2 separate regions of the Homo sapiens genome follow, and region 2 is linked to region 1. The links are chromatin contacts, found by Hi-C or POLR2A ChIA-PET in ENCODE. All regions are on one chromosome and are shown on one strand. Each heading gives the region's core, a stretch centred on a gene start or an enhancer-like site at or near the end of the contact. The rest is flanking DNA. Distances are from core to core; before and after follow the strand shown.

The links. Hi-C counts contacts between places; a loop is a spot of excess contacts on that map. ChIA-PET counts read pairs that join two places held with the same protein, here RNA polymerase II (POLR2A). Pooled maps may share reads with other maps.
Region 2: a loop to region 1 is called in a map of esophagus squamous epithelium, with 4 times the contacts of the local background. The contact joins two enhancer-like sites. A Hi-C loop is called at or near these places in 8 of 168 maps with a recorded cell type or tissue (HAP-1, HL-60/S4, ectodermal cell and 5 more) and 1 of 50 pooled maps. POLR2A ChIA-PET finds 5 or more read pairs at or near these places in 5 of 52 experiments (MCF 10A, OCI-LY7, Panc1 and 2 more).

What each region holds. Positions count from the first base shown.
Region 1 is chr22:17,808,389-17,812,580 of GRCh38, forward strand. MICAL3 (microtubule associated monooxygenase, calponin and LIM domain containing 3) reads right to left here. Exons shown (of 32, transcript NM_015241.3): 28 at 2,315-2,425; 29 at 456-549. Among named protein-coding and RNA genes, the nearest start is that of LINC00528, 33 kb to the left of the region's middle. RefSeq lists an enhancer at 285-1,081. Within about 2 kb of position 2,488, at least 2 of the 41 ENCODE cell types and tissues checked have a DNase peak (open chromatin) inside an H3K27ac peak, as active enhancers do.
Region 2 is chr22:17,870,000-17,874,191 of GRCh38, forward strand. MICAL3 (microtubule associated monooxygenase, calponin and LIM domain containing 3) reads right to left here. Exons shown (of 32, transcript NM_015241.3): 17 at 1,838-2,024. Among named protein-coding and RNA genes, the nearest start is that of LINC00528, 95 kb to the left of the region's middle. Within about 2 kb of position 2,237, at least 3 of the 41 ENCODE cell types and tissues checked have a DNase peak (open chromatin) inside an H3K27ac peak, as active enhancers do.

The sequences.
Region 1 (4,192 bases), core at 1,238-3,737:
CAGCGGTGTTGAGGGCTCTGTGGGCAGGAGGGTCCCAGGGAACTAACGACATGAGGGGGTCTGGGGGTGCAGGCTGGGGACCTGCTCAGTGCAATTCTGTGATGGTTCCTTGCGGTTCAATCTCCCTCACTCCCAGTTATTCCCTCCTAGAGTAAATGGTGGGGTGGGAAGGAGGGGGAAGAGCCAGCGCTCGCCATCAGCATGCCGGGGACTGAGTTTCACTCTATGGGAAATGGCAGCCCAGAGGGGCTGTGGAGCAGGATGGGCCTGGGGCTGTCTCAGACAGGTATTTTCTTTTGCTTAACAGGAAGCCCCAAATCTCAGAGATGAAGGGCCCCAGAAAATCCTGCTGGAAAAGGAGCTGAATTCCAGGTGAGGTGAAGCAAAACTAGCCTACCACGGCGGGAGGGAGGGCTTCCTCCAGGAGCAGAGCTTAGGAGGGAGCCCGGCAGTACCTGCTTCGCCCCGGAGCGCCTTCTCCACAGCCACGCCCCTTTCCTCCAGCCGCCGCTGCCTCTCCTCCACCTGCTGCAGCTGCCGCTGGATGATCTATGACAGACAGCACAGACTGAGCACCCGGCTCTCCAGCCCTGCTTCAGGAGGACACACAACTCCACACCCACACGAGGGGAAACACAGGAGTTGCCGCTCTGGAAAGGGCTCTAGTCTGTGGGCGGTGCGCTCAGGGTGTGGCGTGGAGACCACCTGCACCAGAACCACCTAGCTTGTGTAGACGCCAGGCTCCGGGCCTTGCTAGTTAGCATCAAAGCGCGTGGACGTGACTCAAGTAGTGACCACCCTCCCAGGAGTGTTGCAGAGACAGGAAGTGGATGTAATCTGTGGCAGGAGGGGCCTGAGTACCAGAACCTCAGACTGTTCTCACGGCAAGACTGCTAGAGTGCTGGAGGGGGTTCCTGAAGAGTGCAGTGGAAATCCCATCTTTACGATAAAAATTTAAAACAGAAGGCCAGGCACGGTGGCTCATCCGTGTAATCCCAACACTTTGGGAGGCTGAGGTGGGCGGATCACAAGGTCAAGAGATCAAGACCCTCCTCGCTAGCATGGTGAAACCCTGTCTCTACTAAAAATACAAAAATTAGCTGGATGTGGTGGCACAGGCCTGTAATCCCAGCTACTCGGGAGGCTGAGGCAGGAGAATCGCTTGAACCAGGGAGGCAGAGGTTGCAGTGAGCTCAGCGCCACTGCGCGTCCAGCCTGGCCACGGAGTGAGACTCCGTCTCAAACAAAACAAAACAAAACAAAACAATAGAAATCTACAGTGGTCTAGATTCAGGGTCTGTGCAGCCTGAAAACAAGCTGGAGAATGGGAGGAGAGCTCTGACCTCTGACCTCTTCCCACAAAAATCCCAGGCCTATCAGAGGCTGAGGGGCCACAAATGGACTCCTGGTGACAGTCCTCACAATTGAATGAGGTGACTTACAATGATTATTCTACAACAAGGGATTCGGGAAACTCAATGCAGGGTTCTTCCTTTTTTTTTTTATTTTTATTTTTATGAGATGGAGGCTCGCCCTCTCACCCAGGCTGGAGTGCAATGGTGCAATCTAGGCTCACTGAAATCTCCACCTCCTGGGTTCAAGCGATTCTCGTGCCTCAGCCTCCCAAATAGCTGGGATTACAGGGGCCCGCCACTATGCCTGGCTATTTTTTTTTTTTTTTTTTTTTTTTTTGAGACAGAGTCTCTCTGTGTCGCCTAGGCTGGGGTGCAGTGGCACAATCTCGGCTCACTGCAAGCTCCACTTGCTGGGTTCATGCCATTCTCCTGCCTCAGCCACCCGAGTAGCTGGGACTACAGGCACTTGCCACCACGCCTGGCTAATTTTTTGTATTTTTAGTAGAGACGGGGGTTTCACCGTGTTAGCCAGGATGGTCTCAATCTCCTGACCTTGTGATCCGCCCGCCTTGGCCTCCCAAAGTGCTGAGATTATAGGCATGAGCCACCGCACCCAGCCAATTTTTGTTTTTTTAGTAGAGACGGGGTTTTGCCATGTTGGCCAGGCTGGTCTCGAACTCCTGACCTGAAGTGATCCGCCTGCCTCAGCCTCCCAAAGTGCTGGGATTACAGGCATTGAGCCACCACGCCCAGCCTGCTCTTCCCTTTTGACTGACAGCTCCACCAAGGCAGGGCCTCTGTGGCTGCACCAGCCAAAGGTGACCTGGGTGGCAGGGAGGCCCGTCTACCTCTGCTCTGCTCTGCACTGTGCTTGTGTGGCAGGGAGCAGCTGGGTGGATAGGGAGATGCTGCCCAACCCTCCCATGCATGTGCCCTGGTCCCATCCTCCATGGTTTTACCTGGGCTCGATGCAGCCGCTTAAGCTCCTCCTGCTTGGCCTGTCTCCGAGCTGCCTTTTGCACACGCCGGGTCAGCTTGGCATTCAGTTCCTCCTCCGTGTAGGTTCTTGGCTGGAGAGAACAAGAGAAACTTCCTCAGTCAGGTGCACGGAGGCCTGGGACAGGGGTGGGCAGCAGGCCAACAGGGGCCTGGAGAGGTCTGTCCCCCATGTCGGAGCTGGTACCCGGGCAGATAGGACAAGCTGTCCTCTGTAGAGTAGAGTGCTAGCAGGACGGGGGTGCTGATAGGCAGAAGGCATGAGGTCTGCAGAGTCCCCAGCCTGCAGCAGCCCTCAGTGCCACGGGCACACCTAAGATCCACAGAGTGAGACATTTCCCCACCTCTGCACAGGGACAGGAGGCTGAGTGGGGACCGACTGTTAGGCAGTTAAAACAATAAAGGGACACACGCTCCTTTATCACTGAGATCACCTGCTTCCCAAATAAGGATGTCTGGTCATTTTAAAACTTTGTGGGAGTAAAAACATTGGTAGGCTGTTTCACCAAGCCTCCTGCTTCTAGGAGGCTTACAGGGGAAGCAAAGAGAAATCGGGATCCTTTTATTTTCCTGTTTGGTATCAAAGGTCACTTTCTTCAGAAGAGCAGTATCCATGAGAGTCTTCCAAGAAATGACACCCAAGTAGAGAGAACAAGGATGTTTCTCTTTTAAGTCAAGTACAGTCTGAAGAAGGAATTGTGGAGGTGAACCTGGACTGACTCTGGGGTCTGCAGAGGCAGCCGCTGGCCGCTAGGAAGAAGAGAGGTTGTGGCCTGGCCAGGGCTGTTGCGCCTAGCGCCATCGAGAACAGAAGAGGCAATGGCCCAATCCAGTGCAAGTCCACGGACTGGACAGCCACAGCCCCCTGCCTACGTGGGTGCCAAGGGCTCAAGGGAGCATCAGATGCTTTGAACAAACCATGGGCAACAAGAGGGGCAAAGATTGGGGATTTGCCTTTATTCATAAGACCCTCTTTATTGCCTCTAAGAAAATGAAACAAGGAGACTATATAAAAGTTCTTTTTTGAGAGAGGGTCTCATTGTCACCCAGGCTGGGGGGCAGTGATACGATCATGGCTCACTGCAGCTTCAAACTCCTGGACTCACGTGATCCTCCCGCCTCAGCCTCCCGAGTAGTCAGGACTATAGGCGTGTGCCACCTCGCCCGGACAATTAAAACAATTTTTTTTTGCAGAGACGGGATCTCGTTATATTGCCCAAGCTGGTCTTAATCTCCTGGGCTTAAGTGATTCTCCCACTTCAGCCTCCCAAAATGCTGGGATTACAGGTGTGAGCCACCATACCTGGCCAACAAGAAAACTTTTATAGACTTCAAAGAAGACAAACATGACTTGGGGTCTATACTCATAATCTTCACTCGAAGAGCTCAAATGACAGAGGGTCCCCTGAACAGTCAGTCCCTAAGGGTCATCAGTGGTGTTTCAGCGCTGCACCTTGCTGATCAGAGCTGAGGGCTGCTGAACTGCCCCTCTCTGGGGTGCCCAGCCCCACAGCGGCAGCTGTGTCCCGACCCGAGGAACCTGGAACAAAATGACCACATGCACTCCAGCCGGTGAGGAGCAGGTGTCTCATCCTCCTTCCCACTCATGACGTGGCTAACGGAAGTACTGCTGCCAGTGTGTGCCACAGCCCCATGCACGCACAAACACAGTTAGTGAGGATGTGGCTGGAGGGCCGGGGCCGGCGCCGGGTGGTTAATCACAGACATGCATGCAACGGTGACCAGCTGACAGGAACGAGACACTACCTTTGATGCACATGATCTCCTGAATGCCAAGGCGTGTGGTACATAAATTGACTTTTAAGCGGATGGCATCAGAA
Region 2 (4,192 bases), core at 987-3,486, 61 kb after region 1:
GGCTAAAACTTCGGTGCCCCTAAAGTTCCTTCCTGGCTCTAGTCCATCTGTCCTCTGACAGATGAGGGGAAGGACTGTGGAGGGGCTAAGCTGATGAAAATTTTATCTGGGTTAAAATTTGGGGAGCTGGTTTAGAACGGCTGTCTTCTCTGCTCCAGTGTTAACAATACTGCACTCAACCAGGCTGGCCTCATCCTGTCTCGGCCTCTCACTGCCACCCGATCTCCCACCAGGTGCGCACCTCTGCCCTCTACTCAGTCACCATACCCTTCTCTCTCAAAGTCTAGCCAAGGGTCAGGGAGGTCATCCCAAGATGCTCTTGAACTTCACAGATTTCCTCCTCCCCTGTGCTTCTACAAAGCGACAACCTAGGCTGTGTAACCGAGCCTTTCGCTGCACACACTCGTGTCGCCTGCTACTCTTCATGGGTCTCATCCCCATAGGACAGTGAGCTCCTGGAGGCACACATTACACTTCTGCATCTTTCACAGAATGCAGCAAAGATGCACACACACACCCATGGGCAAAAGTACCTGTAGATCAATTAGCTGCACCTTGCGACATCTTCTTTCCGGGCAGACTCCACGGTGAGAGGCTAACTAGAACACCCTGAGCATCAGGGACAGCTCAGCGAGGTTGGGTGGCTCCCTCTGCCAGGCCCCATCCTTGAGATCAAATGAGCTATCCAGAGAGCAGGTGTGTGTGAGAGGTGGAACAGAAGACTTGACAGCAAACAATCTGCCTGCCTTATCTAAACAGCGTCCTAATTCTTTCATTCTTCCCCGACTCGGGAGTGCTTTTTACCAACATAGCAGAAGGGCCAGGCACCATGACAGGAGTCAGCCTTTCTCGGCTCACCTCTCTGGGCTCCTTCCTTGCTCCTTCTAACAGAGGTGACTGTTTGTTCACCCTCAGGACAGCTGAAGTGACTAGGTCCTAACGGCATGGCATCCCTCTCCTATATGACCTCACTTTATAATCTCACAGTCACGCAATCTTCTATCAATGTCAAGGTCTTTATGCCACCTTATAAAGATTACTGCCTCTCCTATTAATCTAGGCCCCCTCATTACTCTGGAATCTATAAGACTGCCTCCCACGAAGTCCCTCCAGCATCCTATAGGAATGGGGCTGGGGGTCCTCAATGCAGGGTCCTCAGATGGCGGCCAGCCTGCCTCTGCCCATCACGATGGCTCTATCGTCTGTGTGCAGAATTCTCTACTGTTACCTTATCAAGGTCTTTTCACTGTAAAAACTGGCAGCACATGTTGCCAAAGACCAGGCCTTGAACACCACAGTAAATCAGATTCAGGCCCTGTGCAATGGTTCGCAATCCACCAGAGAGAGATCAGACAGATGCCAGAGAGGTGTTAACACGGGCCACCTTGCAGACATCTCCAAGAGCAAAGGTCTGAGAACCCAGGGGCCTGAGACCCAGCTCCAACTTGCTGTCATCATCAACCTTAGGCAAAATATGTGACTTCTATGGATGTGCAAGTCCCCTTCCGTAAAGACAAAAAACCTTATTTTTATTGTGTTCCTTTTATCTCAAGTTCCCACCCCGAGGTCAGAAAGCAAGTAAGTGTCCCTGAAGTCAGGGAAATGACTTAGGTAAATGCATGCCATTCTCATCAGCCTGGTGACGCTGGGAAATACTGATAAGTAAGAGTCTTAGAGAAAGAGTGATGGAGGGAGAGGGGCAAGAAAGGCTGGGAGAGGCATGATGGAAAAGACGCACATGGAATAAGGCAGGAAGGGGCCCAAAGGCGCCCAGCTCAGATGGAAACACTGTCCAAGCACAGTTTCTCAGTGGGGCCGGAGGCGCAGGGTGTCTCACCATCCTCGATGTCGTAGGCGTAGGCCGAGAGGCGCAGGGTGGTGGCGCAGTACTCGCACTTGAAGCAGCTCCGGTGGAAGAACTTGCCCTCGGCACTCAGCCTCTCCATCACGTAGACCCGCTTCTGGCAGAAGTAGCATGTGTCGCTGCCTCCCAGGTTCTGCGGGAACTCCTTCTTCATGGAGCCCTGCAGGAGGTGGCGGTCGGGAGGAAGGGGAGCACCTCAGGGAGTGCCACACAGGCCCTCCTAGAGGCACAGCCTTGCGAGAGCAAAGCCAACCCTCACTAAGGGGTCTGCTTTGAGACAGACTTCTAACTGGCTACGGTCAACTGTGCTCTTGGCTCTGCCACAGAGTGACGGCACCGCCACAGTCACTGCCTCCACGCACTGACAGAGAACACTTGGCACAACCGCGAAAGCCTGGGCCAGCCTGCTGCTGACGAGGGAGCCAGCATCACAGTGCTTCACACCAGACTTGAGTAATGCTATGATACAGCCTGGCGACGCCGGGAAATATCGACAAGAAAGAGTCTTAGAGAAAGAGCAATGGAGGGAGAGGGGCGAGAAGGGATGGGAGGGGCATGATGGAAAACACACACATGGAAGAAGGCAGGAAGGGGCCCGAGGGTCCCCAGCTCAAATGGAAATGCTAGCAGAGTTCTGTTCTGAGGGTAGCTGTATCTGTATCTATTCCGTGTTGACATAGTTCACATGAATATATGTGGGTCCCTGGACTCACACAACAACTACTGCAGTCTTAGGAATTTGGTTATCAAAACCCAGACAACCTCAAAAGCAATTACCGCATAGCATACACGGGCTATGCAAGCTATAAGTGACTCAGCACACAGGTGTGTTTCCCATGGCTGTGCTGGGTCTAGCTACACAGTGCCTGGAGGCGTCTCTTACCAGTTCCTTCTTGTCTAGAAGGGCTTTGGGTTGTTCTTTCCTTTGAAGCTGATTGGCTATCTGCTCAGCCAATGAGCTCACTCCGCCCGTGTACATCTTTATATACTTCTATCGGTTGAAGATTACAAAATGACCAGAATGAAGGGAAATGAGAAGGAAAAAAATACATAAATTAAGAAGACACGGGGAAAAAAAGAAATCTTTGGGAAGTGCAATTTGAATACAAGGTGCAGCAGCAAACCATGCCAACACAGTGCTCACAGGCAGGGAAACCGGGTGGAAGAAAAACATCGCGTCAGTGTCCACGCAGGGGTACCGGCACAGGCAGGACGGCTGCAGGGGAAGTGTCTTCCTTGGGAAGAACTGGGTCTCTCCCATCTCTGTGGAATGCACAGTTCCAGGGAATGGTGGTAGAAGGCAGGGCGAACGCGCACAGAGACAGGCAGGCAGGGCCTGGGTCCTGCAGAGCTGGGCTGCATTCACAGAACTCGAGGGGCACCCCCATGCACGCAGCAGTGCCCAGGCTGAGCCTGCCTTTCACGGTCCAGGAGGCCATCTCCTCACTCAGAAGGAACCATGTTCACTCCTGCACAGGCCGCCTCTGTGTGGGTAGCGCACGTCGCCAGCTCTTCCTGCTTCCTGACGCTTGACCCCACAATGCCTGCCACAGGCAGCGAACGCTCCCAGGCTGTTTTGGAAGAAGCCTTCTCAGCCCTTTCTCCCTGCTGATGTTATTGGGGGTCTGAGGGCAGCATGATGAGGCCCGTGTGGCCCATCCAGGTGCTGAGGCCAGAGCCTTCTAGACTGGGCTGGGCATGTTGGCCACGAGGTGTGGCCATGCAGCCAAGCTGCTCCACCAGCCCAGGAAGGTGGGAATGTGTTCTAGGCCAGGAGGGCTTATTTTAGAGGTTGAAGAAAGGTAAGAGAAAAAAACCCAACCAACTCAAGCCTCTTTCTGGCAACACTGAAACCACAGGAGAAACTTCCACGTCTCCATCATGAGCCGCCCTGCTCACACCTAAGCTGGGTGCCCAGGCAGCCCCGCCTTGACCTGTCCCGAGAGGAAGTCCTCTAGAGACTCCCACGATCAAATCACCCTTCCATGTGGAGATGGCCACACCACCATGTGGGTGATGCTCCTCTCATGAACTTCATGGAGTAAGGGGGCTCCCTGCCCCCTGGGGGAACCTGACCCTAATTCTGACTCAGCAACTCACCATGAGCCATTATCCCGGGGATGCCAACAGCCCCCTTAGGACATGGCCTGAATGGACAGACACATAAGGCCTCGTGTGAGGAAGAAACACAGAAGCACCGGGCAGGGGGAAGCAGGCGCTCGAGGGGCTCACAGATGCACACACGACGAAGCCGTTCTTGTGGCTCAGCTCAAGGCTCAGCTGAACTGAAGAAGCAATTATAGCTTTTAATTCAAAAATAAGATTCCC